Regions from separate parts of the Homo sapiens genome. Here region 1 is linked to region 2. A link is a loop called in an ENCODE intact Hi-C map of the cell type or tissue named here. Cell type or tissue: dorsolateral prefrontal cortex. All regions are shown on one strand. Links, peaks and the distances in the headings refer to the core of each region. The heading gives the core; the rest is flanking DNA. Region 1 overlaps FAM222A (family with sequence similarity 222 member A). Region 2 has its middle 52 kb from the start of MVK.

What was found. Hi-C counts contacts between places; a loop is a spot of excess contacts. Peaks named below come from ENCODE experiments on the same cell type or tissue, not always from the same donor. Only the 100,000 strongest peaks of a DNase experiment are listed, where the experiment ranks them.
Region 1: a loop joins it to region 2, with 11 times the contacts of the local background. A loop is called at or near these places in 7 of 110 quality-filtered maps.

What each region holds. Positions count from the first base shown.
Region 1 is chr12:109,721,912-109,730,230 of GRCh38, forward strand. All of the region lies in intron 1 of FAM222A (family with sequence similarity 222 member A), which reads left to right. Among named protein-coding and RNA genes, the nearest start is that of FAM222A, 12 kb to the left of the region's middle. RefSeq lists an enhancer at 4,446-5,156. In dorsolateral prefrontal cortex, for the core only: CTCF peaks have their summits at 5,330 and 5,536; DNase peaks (open chromatin) are centred at 1,730, 4,030, 5,380 and 5,708; H3K4me3 peaks cover 6,617 bases; H3K27ac peaks cover 8,000 bases.
Region 2 is chr12:109,621,394-109,629,712 of GRCh38, forward strand. No RefSeq gene overlaps it. Among named protein-coding and RNA genes, the nearest start is that of MVK, 52 kb to the left of the region's middle. In dorsolateral prefrontal cortex, for the core only: CTCF peaks have their summits at 3,940 and 4,150 (motif pointing left); DNase peaks (open chromatin) are centred at 3,132, 3,465, 3,958, 5,178 and 2 weaker places; H3K4me3 peaks cover 334 bases; H3K27ac peaks cover 8,000 bases.

The DNA.
Region 1 (8,319 bases), core at 104-8,103, 100 kb after region 2:
CCATTTTAGAGATGAGGGAACTGAGGCTTGGCTCAGCTAAGCAGAGTAGGGTCACGCACTTGTTGGGTGGCCGAGCTGGCATTCAGACCCAAGTCTGAAAGTTCACAGCCTGGGACAGGGCTGTAGGTGGCAGGCAGACAGGGGAGCCCTCCCAGAAAAGATGTCATTTTTTTGGAGGCTTTAAAGGCTGGTGGGCTTCTGACGGGCAGAGCCAGGAAGGGTGAACGTCCGGGTGGAGGGAACAGCATGAGAGGCAGCTCAGAGGCAGGCAGGTGAGAGTGTTTACTAAGGGAGCAGTGTGTAACCAGATGTGGCTAGAATGTGGAGAGAGAGGACTGTGGAAGGAGCCAGGGCTGGCCTGGATGTTTGGACTTTGCTTTCCCATAGTAGGGAGCTCTGGCAGCTCTTTCAGCAGAGTAACAGTGAGGTCCCGTCTAAGAGTACTTATTCAACAGCTCTGTGAATCCTGGGTGAGGTTGCTTGGGGGGCTACCTTCAGTCTACTAGAAGCTTTGGCCTAGAACAGTGCCTAGTGCACAGTAGGTAGACATCCAAGAAGTATTGATTGAATGAATAAATGAATGAAGACTCCCCGGACTAAAATGCTCCTGACCTCCCCAGGGGCCCAGCTGCAAGGAGGGGAGAGACCAGAGTCCTCCTCTCCAGGCAAAGTTGAACACCAGGCCTGGCAGTGACGGGCAGGAGAAGGGGCCAGGCAGGTACCTGGGACAGGGCTTCCCCTTCACCACTCCCCTACCCTGCTGCCTGTCCCCAGGACCCCTCCTAGACCTTCCTGCTGGGCTGTCTGCACCTTTCGAGCCACACCTGGCGGGCAGTGTGGGCCCAGCGCTTGGGGGGATGAAAGATGAAGGTTCGTGACCATTTTTTAACTCAATAAAGGGAGAGACAAGCTGCAGGCTGCAGGCCGGAGATATAATTAGTTCACAGCAGTGGCGCTTTCTTGATTTAGCTTCTGAGAGAACAAGACAAGGATGTTATACCCAATTAGCAGTAACATCCAGTCGGAGCCTCAATAGGTGAGATAACAAGCTATTTTTATGACTTTTCTTTCCCAGCTTGGAGGGAGCGGGTGGGGGGGGGAGGGGGTATCAGGGCCTTATTTCTTTTCATCAGGGAACAATTATTAGCGATCTCAGGATTTCCCAAAGCCAAATGATGCATTTGTTAACCCAAACATGCAAGCATCCCAGGGTAGCAGCAGGGGTGGCAAGCTGGCATTTTGAGCCCGGGGTGGATGGGAGGGGTGCAGGCCACTAGCCTCTATTCTGGAAGCCCTCTGAAAAGGTTCCCAAATGTGGGCAGCAGAAGCGCAGGCCCTTGAGATATTCTTAGTATTTGCCTTGATTTCCCTACCTGCGTTCAAAGGGACATAAGGAGGCCAGGCCAGTTTCCCTGGGGATGAGGAAGGAGCCAGTTTTGGCCCTTGGCAGCCCTTCTTGGCACCACTGTAGATTCTTTCTGCCAACTAGGCCGGAGGTTCTGGCACCTCAGTCTTGAACCTGCCATTGCACTTTGCCCACCCAACCCCCATTATGGTTCGCCCCACCCAGCCACCCTTCTCCTGTCCTGGGTCCCGGGCCCAGTCCCTGGCAGGGCCAGACTGGTGATTAGCTCCTTTCTCTCCATCATTAGACCCGCAGTCAGGGCACCCAGCACTGGCCAAGTCCCTACTGGGCAGGGAAGCCCTGCCAAGCCCCACCCCAGCTGCCTGGCTGTGCTCCCACTCCTGGCGAAGGCTGGGGGATGCCCGGAGAGGGAGCTGGCAGGGCTGCTGTGATGCCGCATCGCATCGGCCTGGGCCCCAAGCCCAGAGCAGGTTCCTGGGCCTCCGCCCCTCCTCCTGAATCTTGTCCCGCCCTGTCCCACGTCCCATCTTCCTGTCAGTGTGGAGCTCCCCACTCCCGGTTCAGACAACTGACAAATCCAGCCATGCAAAGTGGGAGTTTAATTGCAAACAGTTTTTACGGATCATGGGCCCATCTGTGCCACCATATGCAAAAGAGAAAAAAAAATCCCCTTTTTTTTTCTCCCCACCCCACAAACTACAAAAGAAACAATTGCCAAGGTTTTTCTAGCTGGAAGCAAGCACAGAGCTGGGACCCATCCCCGGGGGCTTCCTGCAGGGTGGTCCTGGCAAGGCCAGATAGGGCAGAGATGAGAGAATTCCAGGGGACCCACCCAGAAGTTGAGATCTGACTGCAGAGAGGCTGTGACAGCCTCAGCAAACTGCTGGCAGCTCCTGAACCCACTGAGATCTCTCACAGCTCTGGGCCTTGGCACGTGCCATGCCATGGTTCAAGTACCAGGTCCTGGCCTTTTCCAGCTACCTGGCTGACACTATGCATGGCCTGTGAGACAGGGCTTGGTGTGGAGTGGGCATTGCACAGTGTTCATGGAAACATGTGAAAGAGCCGTGTCACGGGGCCCCAAGGACGAGGCGCCTTCTGTCCCCTTCCTACCCAAGAAATGCAACTCCAGGAGGCTGGGGCTGACCAGGCCTCACAGACTCCCTTCTTCCCAGTGGTGCCTCTTGCCCTGGTGCCCAGCCTGGCTCTGCCGATGAATGCCACCCAAGATGTAAAGGACATTGGGCGCCAGCAGCCCACCCTCCTCGGGCCCTCAGATGAGGCTTCCCCCGGGGCCTGCGTGAGCTTCTGAGAGGACTCACCTGAAGCAACCTGCCAGGGTTCGATTCTCATGCCACCCCATCCTAGCTGGGTCACTTCAAACTGTCGGTCCTCCCTCTCTGTGCCTCAGTTTCTTCCTCTGTAAAATGGGAGTGCTGGACGTAAAGTGCTTCTCTGCTTGTCATCTCTCTTCCCTTGTGAGGTGGGGGTGAGGGTCCTTTGCTTTGTACACTAATGTCTTCCCAAGTTTCTAATTGGAACACCCAATGTTGAATGAATGAATGAACGAGTGAGTGAAGGAATGCATGAGGGAGGTATTTGGAGGGCTTTCCGGAGAGGAAATGGGACACAGGCACTTGGCTTGCCAGGAATTCAGGATTTTTAGTCCCTTTCTTGTTGGCATCCGGAAACCACCGTGCAATCTATGGGAATGATGAACTCCATTCTACAGGTGGGGGAAACTGAGGCTCAGAGAGATTGAGGGACTCTCCCAAGGCCATATAGCTGAAAAGAGGCCAGAGCTGGGACTGGAACCCTGGGCTGAGCAACTCCAGCTGGCCAAGTCCCTGCCCCTCAGGTGAGGAGAGTCCAGCCCAGAGCTGGGAAGGAGCTTGGCCAAGGTTACACAGCAAGAAAATAGCAGCCAGCATTTGTGGGGCACTTCCTACCCCCATTTTACAGATATACTGTGTGCTGTGCTAGGCCCTCCCTGAATCCTCACCAGACCTTGCGCAGTGAGTGCTATGGTCCTTCTCACAGATGAGTAAACTGAGGCTCAGAGAGGCAAAGGTACTCACCCGAGGTCACCGAGGTACTCCAGCCTCAGAGCCAGGCCAGCCAAGTCCTGCTTGCTCTTCTCTCTTCTCCCTCTCCCTCCCCCTCCCTCCCCTAGGTCTGCACCCTGTGGGTTCCCTATGCGCCTTACCAACTGTGTGTGCCAGCAGCCGGGCCCCGAGCGGGGGTTCCAGTGTCCAAGGCTAGGCACCTTGCACAGCCCTCTTGCAGCAGGTAGCAGGGGAAAGTGGGACGCAGGAAACATCCCCATTTCCTGGGACCCAGGTGAGACCAGGCCAGGCACCAGGCAGCCCATTCCCGGCCTGTAGTGATTACCAGCTCCCATTGTAATCATTAAAACTATTAGAAGGAAACGTTTGCTTGAAGCAAATGTCAGGCGCCAAGTTGTGCTTTGTAAACGCTCACAATTAATGCCAATCAGGCCCGGAAAAAAGCCGGCCCGGAATCCTGTCTGTTTCGTCTCATTTGTCAGCTGGTGCTGCTCCATGTTGCACATTTTCATACAATTGCTATAAACATAAAAGGGAAACTCCACAGTGTTCCCGGGCGCCCGGATGGTGCGCGCCGGCTTAATTACTTGGTATTCTGCTGTTCATTTGGCCGCCCTGAGCTGGTGGGAGAGAGAAAGGGGGACTTTGTGTAGCAGGGCGAGGGTTGCTGGGGGTCAGCCAGGGAGATGGGTCAGGCTGCTGGCCTGGGCCTCCTGCCCCGTTCTCTGTAGGCTGTGTGACCCACAAGCTAAGCTGGGAAACAAGAAAAAATTGCTAAAAAAAAAAAAAAAAAAAAAAGTTGGCAAAACCTTCAAGTAGAAAAGGGATTCAGAGTCCACCAGACTTGGTTTCAAATCCCTGTTCCCTCTCCTAGAATAGCTCATCAGGTTTATGGTCCACCTCCTGCATGCCAAGCATGGGGCCTCAGTTTTCCTCATCTGTGAGTTGAGGGTAACAGCCCAGCGGTCAGGATTTCAAGCCTGCTGGGGCCTGGGGACATCATGGTTTGGTTTTGTTTTCCCATTTGGTTGCTGCACAGACCCTGTGAGGGTGAGCTGCCCCTCTTAGCAGAGTGTGAGGGCCACAGTCCCACAGCAGGAAGTGGTGGAGCCAGGATTTGGCCCCAGATCACTGGCTGCAGAGCCTGTAACCATTGTACCATCCTCCCGCACCCACCCCGGGCAGCCATGGGGCTGAAAGAAGATGTGATGTCTACAGGTCCCAGCACGCAGTAGGTGTTTGGTAAACAGTGGCTGCTGTCTGCCCACTGCCTGGAGATGGTCAGGAGCAGCAGGGGGGCTCAGGCCTGGCTTGATGGTCAGCACCAACGGGATGTGGACCTTGCCGGGTGGAGGGTGAGAATGGAGTGGTCTAGAAGCAGGTGCTGTTCCCGCTTCCCTAGGGGCCTGGGTCCGCCTGGCTTCCAGGGTGGGACTTAGGAGGGAGATGCTGAGAACATGCCTGGCCAGGCCCCAGGGGACTCCCGCCAACCCCCATCCGCCCTTGCCTTGCACCTGGCTCTGAGGTGCTGGGTGTGGTTGTGCACTAGGCCCCATGTTGTCTCACCAGACCTCTGACAGTCCAAAAAGTTGGGTGTGCTATCGTCATGGTCCCCATTGTACAGATGAGGAAGCAGAGGTCCAAGCTGACCCAAGGTGGCCGGGCTGGGAGGTGGGGATGCTGAAGCCGGCTCCTGCCCAGGTTCCTCGTTCCCAAGTCTCTTGTGCCCTCCTAGCCCCCTCCCTGTAGAGACTGGACGCGGCCCTGCCACACCTTACACCCCCTCCCCAGGGCCCTTTTGAGCTCTCCAGCTCTCTGTGGTCGGGGTCTTCTGAGGCCAGGCTGGGACACACTGGCCTTTGTGTGAGCTTGAGCCGGGCCGGGCGGCCAGCAGAGTGGGGAGAGGGCGGTGCAGCCTGGCCGGCCAGGGACAAATGCTCAGAGCGGGAATAGAGGCCCTTTTGTGTGCCTCTCGGAGGGGGAGGGGGTGCTGCCAGCTGCCATCCCGTGTGACTGTGGAGGCCTGAGCCCTCCACAGAGGTTTGGCCGACACCTCCAGGGGACTGGCCAGGGAGCCTGTCATCATCAGCTCTGCCTCCTTCTCTGACTATTTTGTGTCTTGCTCTTGTTTCCTGGGGGTCCTTGGCTGCTAGAGGAGCCAAGGCAGCCATTAACCTGGTTTGCTGTGGGCCTGCTGTGTGCCAGCCCTGAGCCCAACACTCCAGCCACCCTTCAGGCAAGGGGCGGTAGTCTCATGTTTCAGATGCAGACACTGAGGTTCACGGAGGACAGGCAACTTGCCACGCTGGCACGTGGTCATGGGGTGGGGATGTGGCCGACTCTAAAGCTTTCTCTGTCTGTAGAGTTGCCCTTTGTGTCATGCCCTGGGGTCCAGGTTTGCAGCTTAAGGTGCTCACTCCCCAGGGTAGGCTAGGGGAAGAGCAGAGATAGGTGCTGGGGACTGGGCCTCCAGGTGTACCCCACCACCAAAGTCCTGGGTGAAAACCAGCAGGAAGTCTTCAGGTGTCTCTGTTCCCTGAGGGACATTCTGTCCCTCAATCGTGGCGGGACTCTGGGCTAGTGGCTGCAGGGCATTCATAAACAAGCCCAGGGCCCTGTTGAGGGCCACCATACCTGTTCAACCCGCTCTGAGCCTCGATCTCCTTAACTGAGAAATGGAAATGAAAGAGAACCCGCCCCAGGGGCACTGGGGGAAGATGTAGTGCCAGGACCTGAGTAAAGTGCTGAGCTTGGTACCTAAGCACACTCGGGCCACACAAGCATAGGCTGGGGTTTCCCAGCATTCCTGCTGCCTCCTGGGAGGGGAAGAATATGAGCTACAGCAGTGGGTGGGTCGTGGGTGTTGAAGTCTCTCCCAGGAGCATAATCATGCACCAGGGACTGTCCCACTGGGTCCCTGCCACAGCCCACTTTACATGTAAGCAGTGTGAGGATCAGAGAGCTAAGGTGACTCGTCAGGGGTCCCAGGGTCCCAGGGTCCCAAAGAGATAACACGGGGATTGTGGCTTCTGGTGAGGCCCAGCCCTTAGTCTCTTCCTAATCCCCACTTTGCCTCGTCTGTAGAAGGCCACTATAGACACGGAGTCCCTTTTCTATGAACCCAGCCCCGTGGGAGAGCAGAGCCATGCAGGATGCCCTCAAAGGCCACTTGGCCTCCTGCAGCATATTCCAGCCACCTGGGATGGGCTTGCACCTGCCAGGCCGTACCTTCCTCTGTGCCTTTGCTCAGACTGGGGCATCTGCCAGGTGTACCCTCACCATCTGCAGGGCTAAGAGTCTGGTACCTGCTCACCTCCAGAGCCCCACCCAAGCCCTTTTCACCAATCTCCCATCTCTTCGTGCACAGTGTGGCACATGGTAGGCGTTCAGTGAAGTTGGAACCAAAGATCCAGTCCAGCCCTCAGAGACCTGGTTCCCACCTAGCAGGAGAGACAGACACAAACAGGTCAGTGACAGGGCTACACATCCAAGGATGGAATCAAGTGCGGGACGCCCACAGAGCAGGGAGCTCCCGTTCCATCTCTAAGACTAACCGAACCCCTACTATGCTCCTGAAAACTCTGCCATCTCCTTTCAGTCTTCCCAGGGCAAGGCAGTGGGGTTACAGGTAAAAAAAAAAAAGAGGCTCAGACAGCCAGGTACTGACAGGTCACATGGCTGCCCAGGACACCTTGGCCATTCCAACTCCAAAGTCCCACTCCTTCTCCAGGGTGGAAAACTCAGGTACCCGGGGACCATGCAGGTAACATGAGGAGCAAAGCCATTGCAGCCACCCTCAGGACACATCAGCCCAGGGGTTCCAGCACTGCCAGGTTTGGGTTTTTCCCCCAAGAGAAAGCAGACAATAAGAATTTTAGGTAGAATTCTAGTTTTTCTTTTGGACATTGGCAAACACATCATAAGTTTTTAAATGCAGCAAACAGGGCAAAGAAAAAAAGGTGTGGGCTGATTTGCACCCTTTAATGACCCTGTATTGTCTGGGTGAGGGGCATGCTGGGGGGTCTCAGGACGGCTTGCCTTCCCCATCCCCGGCCAGCAAGAGCCCCCGGAACCCAGTGGCATCTCCCTGAGCCCCTCAAGACACCCCCAGCCAGCGCCTTCACCGCCAGAGGCAGGAGGCAGGGCCTGAGCCCCACGAGGGCACCACCCAAATAGCTATAATCAGCAGCCTCGCCAAGACTTCAAACTCACCCAATTATCCTGCAAGGGAAAAAAAACACAAAATGAAAACAAATTAACATGTTTGCATAGAAGCCGCTGCAGCAACACACACAGACGCGCGCACGCATGCACATGCTGGCGCATGCCCCAGCAAGGCTGGGAGACGGCGCCGCCACCCCCGCTCCCTGGGCCTGGCACCCACCTGGACCAAAATACGGGAACAGGCCCAGCAGCCAGCTTGTCCCCAAACCTGACTGGGCACTGACTCCCTCCACCAGCTTTCAGTTTTTCTTCTTTTCGATTTAATAAACACATACAATTCATTGTGTGCCAAAATGCCACTGCACCAATCTGTGAGGCAGATATATTATGAGCCCCTTTCTACAGATGGGGCAGCTAGCTGACCTGCCTGAGGCTGCACAGCTAGCACGTAGGGGAGCCAGCTGGGGCTTGAACCCAGACAGGCCACTTCCAAAGTCCCTGCCATGACCACCGCGCCTTCTCTGTGGCTCCTTCTTGCCTGTGGGTGGTGTGCCAAGGCCTCAGTCTGCCTTCGAGGTCCCTCCTAACCCCTGTGGCCTGCGTCCACTCTTCCCTTGCCCACGCCACCCAAACGGCCCACCCTTACCCTACAGGCTGGCTCTCCTCCTTACCCTACAGGCCGAGGGGCTGTTGGTGTGATGATTATTACGGAGCCAGGTGAAT
Region 2 (8,319 bases), core at 165-8,164:
GCGGGTTTTAACAGAGTAGGAAGAGCTCATTGATGTGGTTTCAGATACCATATTGTAACAAACCATTGAGAAACTACCACTTGTGAAGATCTGGTTTAGTATCCAAGAAGGATATCCATAATTATCTGAGAAGGCTATTAAAATACTCTTTCCTTTTTGAGCCAAATATCTGTGTGAAGCCAGATATTCTTCCCACACTTAAACCAAAACATGTTGCAACAAGCTGAATGCAAAAGCACATATGAGAATCCAGCTGTGTTCTATTAAGCCAGTCATTACAGAGATTTGCAAAAATGTTAAACAATAAATGAATTCCCATTTTATGGGTGCTGAAACTGGGGCTTAGAAAGTGGCAGAGCTGTGCCTTGGATCAAATCCCTTTCTCTGCTGTGCCTCAGTCTCCCCATCTGGTCGCCGACCTAGAAGCTGATGAGCAAAGGTCTTCTCACATCTCCTGCCCAGGCATCAGTGCCAGGCTCTGGCCCCTTGGCCCTCTTCCCCACCTGCTGCCCAAGGTGGGCGGGGTCCAGGCCCTGGGAGGCTGGTGGCCAGCCTCACGTCCCCAGGCCTGGCAAGGAGATGACCAGGGTCGTTTGCAGTAATGAATTGCGGACGGGTGGCGGCCGGGTGAAGGAGTGCGCCGGCCATGGCCCGTAATGCCTCACACGCCAGGTCTGGCACGGGTAATTTACTGCCACCGACAATAACATATTTCACTTCCCGTCGCCCCAATGAAGATTAGTTGTGTTTGCAAGTGGCTGAGTACACAGTCAATTCCGCTTAAACGTTTACAGTCAACTGAGCACAGATAATGCCCCCTCCGAACATGTATCTGTGCCTCCTGCAGCTCGGGGAGGGGCTCAGAGCAGAGGAAGGGGGTCCCCGCCCCAGGAAGGGACTGCAGCTGCTGCTTCACCGAGACCCAGGCTGTATAGTGGGAGGGATTTGGGAGCCGGGGGTTGGGCTGAGATCTATAGCTTCCTTTGATGCCCCCCTCCCCCACCTCTTTTCAGATTGTCCTTTAAAATCATTCATTCAACAAACACTTTGCTAAGGACCTCTGTATAGCCTTTAGGTACAGGGAGAATTCAAAGCCATGATTATATTTGATTCTAGCGACATCCTAGGAGGCATATTTGCTCTCCAGTTTCCAAAAGAAGGGAAGTTAAGGCTCAGGGAGGCTCAATAGCTTTCCCAAGGTCACATAGCTGGTGCCATGCAGAGTCAGGATTTGAACCCAGGCCTGATGGGGTTTCTGAGTCTCATATTATTCCTAGTGGTCCTGATTGTACAAGCTTGAGCCCTGGCCTGGGCTAGATTGTCTGCCCTGTCCAACAATGGCCCCACAGCTGCTAGAGGAACTCTAGATTCATATTCCCTGTGCACCTATATTTGGGTTGACCAGTAGACTCTGGTTTGGAATCCCTGGGTCAGGTAGGGGGTCCTATGGCAGGGCTGGGGTGCTTTGAGCCTGAAGTCATTTAAGCCTGGACAGAGGAGGGAGGCCTGGAATTTTTCTTGTCAGGTGAAGGAGTTTGCTCCTGAGAAGCAGGCTTCTTTTCTTTTTTTTTCTTTTTCCTTTTTTCTTCTTTTTTTCTTTCTTTCTTTTCCTTTTTTTTTTTTTGACAGGGTCTTACTCTATCACCTAGGCTGGAGTGCATTGAGGCAGTCATGGCTCACTGCAGCCTCAACCTCCTAGGCTCAGGTGGTCCTCCCACCTCAGCCTCCCAAGTAGCTGGGACCACAGGTGCACACCATCATCCCCAGCTAATTTTTTTTTTCTTTTTGAGATGAAGTCTCACTCTGTTGCCCAGGTTGGAGTGCAGTGGTGCCATCTTGGCTCACTGCAACCTCCGCCTCCTGAGTTCAAGCCATTCTCCTGCCTCAGCCTCCCGAGTAGCTGGGACTACAGGCGCCCACCACCATGCCCAGCTAATTTTTATATTTTTTGTAGAGACTGGATTTCCCCATGTTGCCCAGGCTGGTCTGGAACTACTCCTGGACTCAAACAATCTGCTTACATCAGCCTCCCAAAGTCCTCCCAGGTGTGAGCCACCATGCCTGGCCAACAAACAGGCTTCTTTTTTTTTTTTTTTTTTTTCCTGAGACAAAGTCTCATTCTGTTGCCTAGGCTGGAGTGCAGTGGCACCGTCTCAGCTCACCACAACCTCCGCCTCCCAGGTTCAAGTGATTCTTCTGCCTCAGCCTCCCGAGTAGCTGGGATTACAGGTACCCACCACTTACGCCCAGTTAATTTTGTATATTTAGTAGAGATGGGGTTTCACCATGTTGGCCAGGATGGTCTCAAACTCCTGACCTCAAGTGATCCACCTACCTTGGCCTCCCAAAGTGCTTTGATTACAAGTGTGAGCCACCGCACCCAGCCCAAACAGGTTTCTTGATGAGGGTTGCCCAGTCCAGTCCTGGGGCCCAGCTCCCCACCAGACCTACCCCTGACACTTGCAGGGTCTAGAGTTGGTATGCATGGAGGCCCTGGCCCCAGGCCACCCAGCCCTGTCTTCCCAACATGGGCTGCAGCCAGGACTGGAAAGACCTTGCTTACATATATGTAGATGCCAGCCCACCAGGCCCAGCTCCAGACACACCCACCCCCTGAAACGGCTGCCCCTTGGCCAAGAGGCCTACTCTTACTGGTGGCAGATTTGTCCTGGGAGCATGGACCTTGGATGGGCTTAGGGAAGGGCCCCTCCAGGCCACAGAAGGGGGCTGAGGGCTGTTGGAGAAGGGGATTCCAGGATCTCAGCTTCTGGATTCGGTCAGGAGAGGGGCAGGCCCCCGGTGGGCACGTCCCCTGTGGGAGGGGGCTCAGCTGAGTCCTCTAAGTAGCAAGCAGGTAGTCCAGGTCCAAGGTGATGCCATCTCCAAGCTATCCTTGCTCATGGCCAGGGGGGTGTTGGGGAGGCCGAGGGGGTGATCTTGGGCCCCTCCATTCCACACCGCTCCCTATCCAAGGCCAGCCTCTGAAGTCCCTGAGGGGCTTCCATGCCATGGTGACCTCGCCGGCACTGCCCGTCCAAGGCCTGCTATGGAGAAGCAGAGACCCGCTGTGCCTCACCCTGAGGCTGGGCCTTCCATCGCCAGAATCCCACTGCAAATGTCAGACTTTCATGTCTCACTGAAGCCCCGTTACCTGGCAGGTGGCCATTCTCTCAGGGAGGAGCTGTGACTCAGAGAAGGGAGGGTACACATGGGGGAGGGAGGGGCCAGGGCCCAACTTCAGGTCTGCGTCCCCAGGGGAGGTCCCGGCCCTCTGCCCTGGACCTGTGGTGGGAGGGAGTGTGTGTGCGCACGTGTGTATGTGTGTGTATGTGCGTGTGCAGGTATGTGTGTGTCTGTGCATGTGTGCATGTGTATGTGTGTGTGTGTGTGCGTGTGTGTGGTCCTGGCCACACATGCACATGTGATAGGGTCCCACATGGTGTCACACTATGTCAGGGGCATCATGCCAGCAGATGCCGTGGGACACTGTCTACTGGGGTGACACTGTACCAGACACAATGTGTCTGTCCATGTCTGCGGACACTGCTGGGTGCCTCTGTTGTCTGTGATGCAGTTTATCTGTGGCAGTGGGACACTGTCCAGTTGACCCTGGCGGGTGGATGGGCATTGCTTACCTGTGTCTGTGCCACTGTCTGCTGCTGCTGTCCTGCAGACACTCTCTTCTCTATCTGTTTGGGACTCCGTGTGTATCTCTGTAACACTGTGGATGTGTCTGCAAGGCACGGTCCAGGTGACCCTGTGAGTGAATGGAGACACTGTCCCAGGACACTGTAAATCAGACTGTGTGTGACACTTCCCCTAGGAGCCTGGACAGTCAATGTGACACTATCTGTCTCTGTGACATCATCCGGGTGGCCTGTGTGTGTCTCCGTGACACCAGCCAGATGGCCTTGCTGGATCCCTGTGGCACTCTCCCCTTGTGACTGTAACTGTGTGCCAAGGCTTGAGACACCCTGCTGGACACTGGCTGCTGGTGACTGCTGGACTCATCCTTGAGTCTCTGAGTCATCCAGGCCACTCCCCTCATCCACCCAGATCCTGAGAAGAGGACTTGCGGCAGCAGAAATCACCACAGAGACCTTAGCCCTCAGTGACCACAGACCAGGGTGCCCACTGCTGGACGGATCTGACACCCGTGGTCTTGTCCACCCTCCTGCCTCCCCACACGGGTGCATCTGTCACCCTAAGCCCTCTCTGTCCTCAGGGGCAGCAGTGGCAGGGCCTTTCATCCTGGACTGGACCCCACCCAGCCATTTCCAAATCTGGGAGCCTCTCCGGGGCTCCCAGGGCACAGCACCTGTCCACCTATTGAGCCCCTACAATGGGCCGAAACTGTTCGGACACTGGGGTGCAGTCAAGTCCCTGCCCTTGCCAAGTACACCAGGAGCACCCCTCACGAGACCACCCTTGGATGCAGAGCCCCATCCAGCCCCCGCCCACCAGATGCCTAAAGCTCCGCTGAAGCCTCGTGTTCTGGAGGAAAAACAGCCTAGGACAGGAGTCGGTGAACCTGGCTGATGACTCCTTTGCTGTGTGACCCTTAGATAGCTTGCTGAACTTCTCTGGGCTAAGACCTGAGATGGCCTAAGGAAGGGCTTTGATGGTTGGGAAGTGCAGTAGAAAAAGCAGAATGCCCTGCACTGGCACAGACTCCTTGGTGCTCAGAGGCCGCTGCTTCTCTTAGAACAGCCTCTGAGTCAAGTGCTGTACATGCCTTGTCTCCTCCGAGCCAAGCCCTCTTTGATTTCCACTTTGCAGATGCGGAAATAGGTTCAGAGAAGGCAAATGGCTTGCGTGGAGGCCCCACAGATGACAGAGCTAGGACCAAACCCATACTCGGAATAACCTCTAAGCTGCCCACTGTGGTCTCCAATATGGAGGAGGCATGGCAGAAATTATCTTCCCCTTTTACAGACGGGGGAACTGAGGCTTGGAGAGGGAATGTGATGTTTGGGGGTTTCTGGACTCCCCAGCCAGTGCTCCCCCACCCCTCCCTAATCCCTCTACCATCCTGAGTGCAAAGCACAATGATTATGGTGAGGGGAGGGTTGGGCAGGAGGAGAGAGCCTGTTGGGGACAAAGGATCCCTGTGGCCACACAATGGTGACAATCAAAGCCAGATGACAGGCACTGGGCTCCGGAGCAGCTTGGAACCCACCTGCAGCTTCCTCCAGACAATGGGGTGCCTGTGTTCCTGGGAGGGGCACAATAGCCCCCTGTGTTTGGGGGCCTGCCTCTCCCTGCACCACTCTGGGGGCAGGAGACGGTCATGGCAGCCTCGCCTAGGAGCCAGGTGGGAGGGGCTGGGTAAGCCCCCACATGGTGGAGGCAGGAAAGCGGGAACAGGCAGCCCACCCGCCTGGTATGGTTTGGAAGATCTCTCTTCTCTGACCCAAACACCTCACCAACAACAGCCTGTCACCATGCCTAGAAGTGTGCAACTAGCTCTCCAGTCCGTTGCCTTTGGAGAATCAATTTACACATCTCAGAGCCTCAGTTTCTTCATCTGTAAAATGGAACCGATAGACCTTAGTTGGCAGAAGTGCCATGAAAATTCAATGAGAGAGGCACATTGAGTGACACACAGTAATGGCTTGATAGTAATGGCTTGAGATGAGTTAGTTCCTTTTCAGGATGGATGGATGGATGGACAGAATAGATGAGTGGAAGGATGGGTATGAGGTGAGGGCCTGGGTAGCAACTGGAAGGATGAATGACAGATGGAATAATGGCTGCGGTGATCAGGGAAGGCTTCCAGGAGGAGGCAGACAGGCAGAGAGGAGGGTACTCCAATTCCCTAGCTCCTGGCCTGGATCCTCACACAGAGCAGGTGCTCAGATAACCTTTCTTTTTCTTTTTTTTTTTTTTTGAACACTCTGTCACCCAGGCTGGAGTGCAGGGGCACGATCTCGGCTCACTGCAACTTCCGCCTCCCAGGTTCAAACGACTCTCCTGTCTCAGCCTCCCAAATAGCTGGGACCACAGGTATGCACCACCACTTCTGGCTAATTTTTATATTTTTAGTAGGGACGGGGTTTCACCATGTTAGCCAGGCTGGTCTCGAACTCCTGACCTCAAGTGATCCACCCGCCTCAGCCTCCCAAAGTGCTGGGATTACAGGTGTGAGCCACTGCGCCTGGCCCAGAGAACACTTGTTGAGTGAATGTGTGATGTGCTGCCAACAGGGCCCCTCTCCTTGGATCCCAGGTCTGTGCTGATCAGGCGCTGGGGTTTGTCTGTCCCTCACCAAGGCCCTTCCAGGGGACAGGACAAGGACTCCAGTCCCTCTCTGTGCTGGGGAGAGGTGGCAAAGGCACGAGACTTGGCATCACGTGGTCCCAGCACCAAGTTCCAGCTCCACCTCTTCCTGGCTGTGTGACTTTGGGCCAATCCCTTTCCCTCTCTGAGCCTCAGCTGCTTCTACTCTGTAAACTCGGTGTATCATCCTGACCTCACCCTGGTGTCATGGGCAGCGAGAGGTGATAGAGATGGGTGTCTCCAGTGCACAGCAGGTTCACAGTCTGGCTGCAGCGCAATGGCCGTGAAGGGCTCAGGGCCCAGAGTCAAGACCTGAGTCATGGCCTCTGGAATCCTAACATCCCCCTAACTTCTGTCCTCCAGCCCCTGAACCTTGAAGGGGTCGATGGGACATTTCATAATTTAAAGAGACCAAGCAAGAGACTCTCGAACCACAGCCGCCTCTTAATGGAATTGCTGAAAAGGGCTTTTTAATTAAAAATAAGAAGTTTGGGACAGGTTCATATCCATAATTCAGGACCCTGGCACTGCCACCTCCCGTGATTTCATTTCCCTATATTTATGTCTCTCTCTCGCAGAGATCTATATTATTAAAATCCTGCATGAAAAATGGGCTCAGCTTTTCAGGTGGAGTTGTAAATATTTACCCTTCCTAATGCAGGTCCCCCCACCTCTGTCTCAGGAAGCTTAGGGGCTTTTAAATGCAGCTTAAGCATCCCAGAGATGTCTCATTAAAATTTAGTCTTGCTTTTCCTTCTGCTTTGTTTAGCACCTACAGAGCAAGGGAGAGTGGCTGGGAGGGGGCCAGGGAGGTGATGGGGGTAGGGTCAGGGGACCCTAGCTAGGTGGGCCTGGAGACCCCTGCAGAATCTCCAGAGCCCCAGCCCAGAGAAGAGCCTACAGGGCAGGGGAAGTGCCCGGAGCTGGCTCTTCCTCGGGGAAGGTCATGTCTGCAGTGTTGGCTGTGCTGGCCATGGGCTGTTCCATGTCGCCCCCTTTCAGCCCCCACCTCACAGAGCCTGGGGGGCTTCCTGAGTCACTCCCTTCCCTCCCTCCCTCTCTCTCTTCCTCTCTCTCTCTTTCTTTTTCTTTCTTTCTTTCTCTTTCCCCTTTTTCTTTCTTTTCTCTCTGTTTCTCTCTCTACCCTCTTTTCTTTCTCTTCTTTCTTTCTCTTTCTTTTTTCTTTCCTTCTTTCGTTCCTTCCTTCCCTTTCTTTCTTTTCTTTCTTTTTCTTTCTTTTTTCTCCCTTCCTTTTTCTTTCTTTCTTTCTTTCTTTCTTTCTTTCTTTCTTTCTTTCTTTCTTTCTTTCTTTCTTTCTTTTTCTTTCTTTCCTTCCTTCCTTTCTTCCTTCCTTCCTTCCTTCCGTTTCTTTCTTTGTCTCTCTCTCTTTTTCTTTCTCTCTCTCTCTCTCCAAGGTCTTGCCCTGTCTCCCAGGCTGGAGTGCAGTGGCACAAACACAACTTACTGCAGCCTCTATCTCCTAGGTTCAAGTGATCCTCCCACCTCAGCCTCCCAAGTAGCTGAGACTACAGGTGCCCACCATCACACCTCGCTAACTTTTTTAAAACTTCATTCATAGATACAGGGGGTCTTGCTATGTAGCCCAGGCTGTTCTCAAACTCTTGGCCTCAAGCCATCCTCCCACTTCTGCCTCCCACCTTCCCCCTTTCCTTCCTCTGAATTTGCCACACTCTCATGAGCCTCCAGGCCTTCATACCTGCGTGGAATACTGGAATAGTTTTCTGCCCAGAGTCACTTTACTTCTCCTTAGTTCCTTCGAGTCTCTGCCTGCACATCTGTTTCTTGGGAGAATGTCCAGGCCTTGGGCTGGGTTAGGGGCCCCTCCCTACATGCTTGCCTTGACAGTGGCAATGTCACAAGCGGCTGTCGTTTCCATCTTGCCACCACCCCCATCTATTGGCTTCCTGGAGATGGGGAGTGTTTCTTGCTCCCCACCATGTCCCCAGCACCGGCACAGGGTCTGGAAAGTCATAAGCCCTCAGCAAGGGGACATTCAATGAGGGTTGCACAACAGAGGAG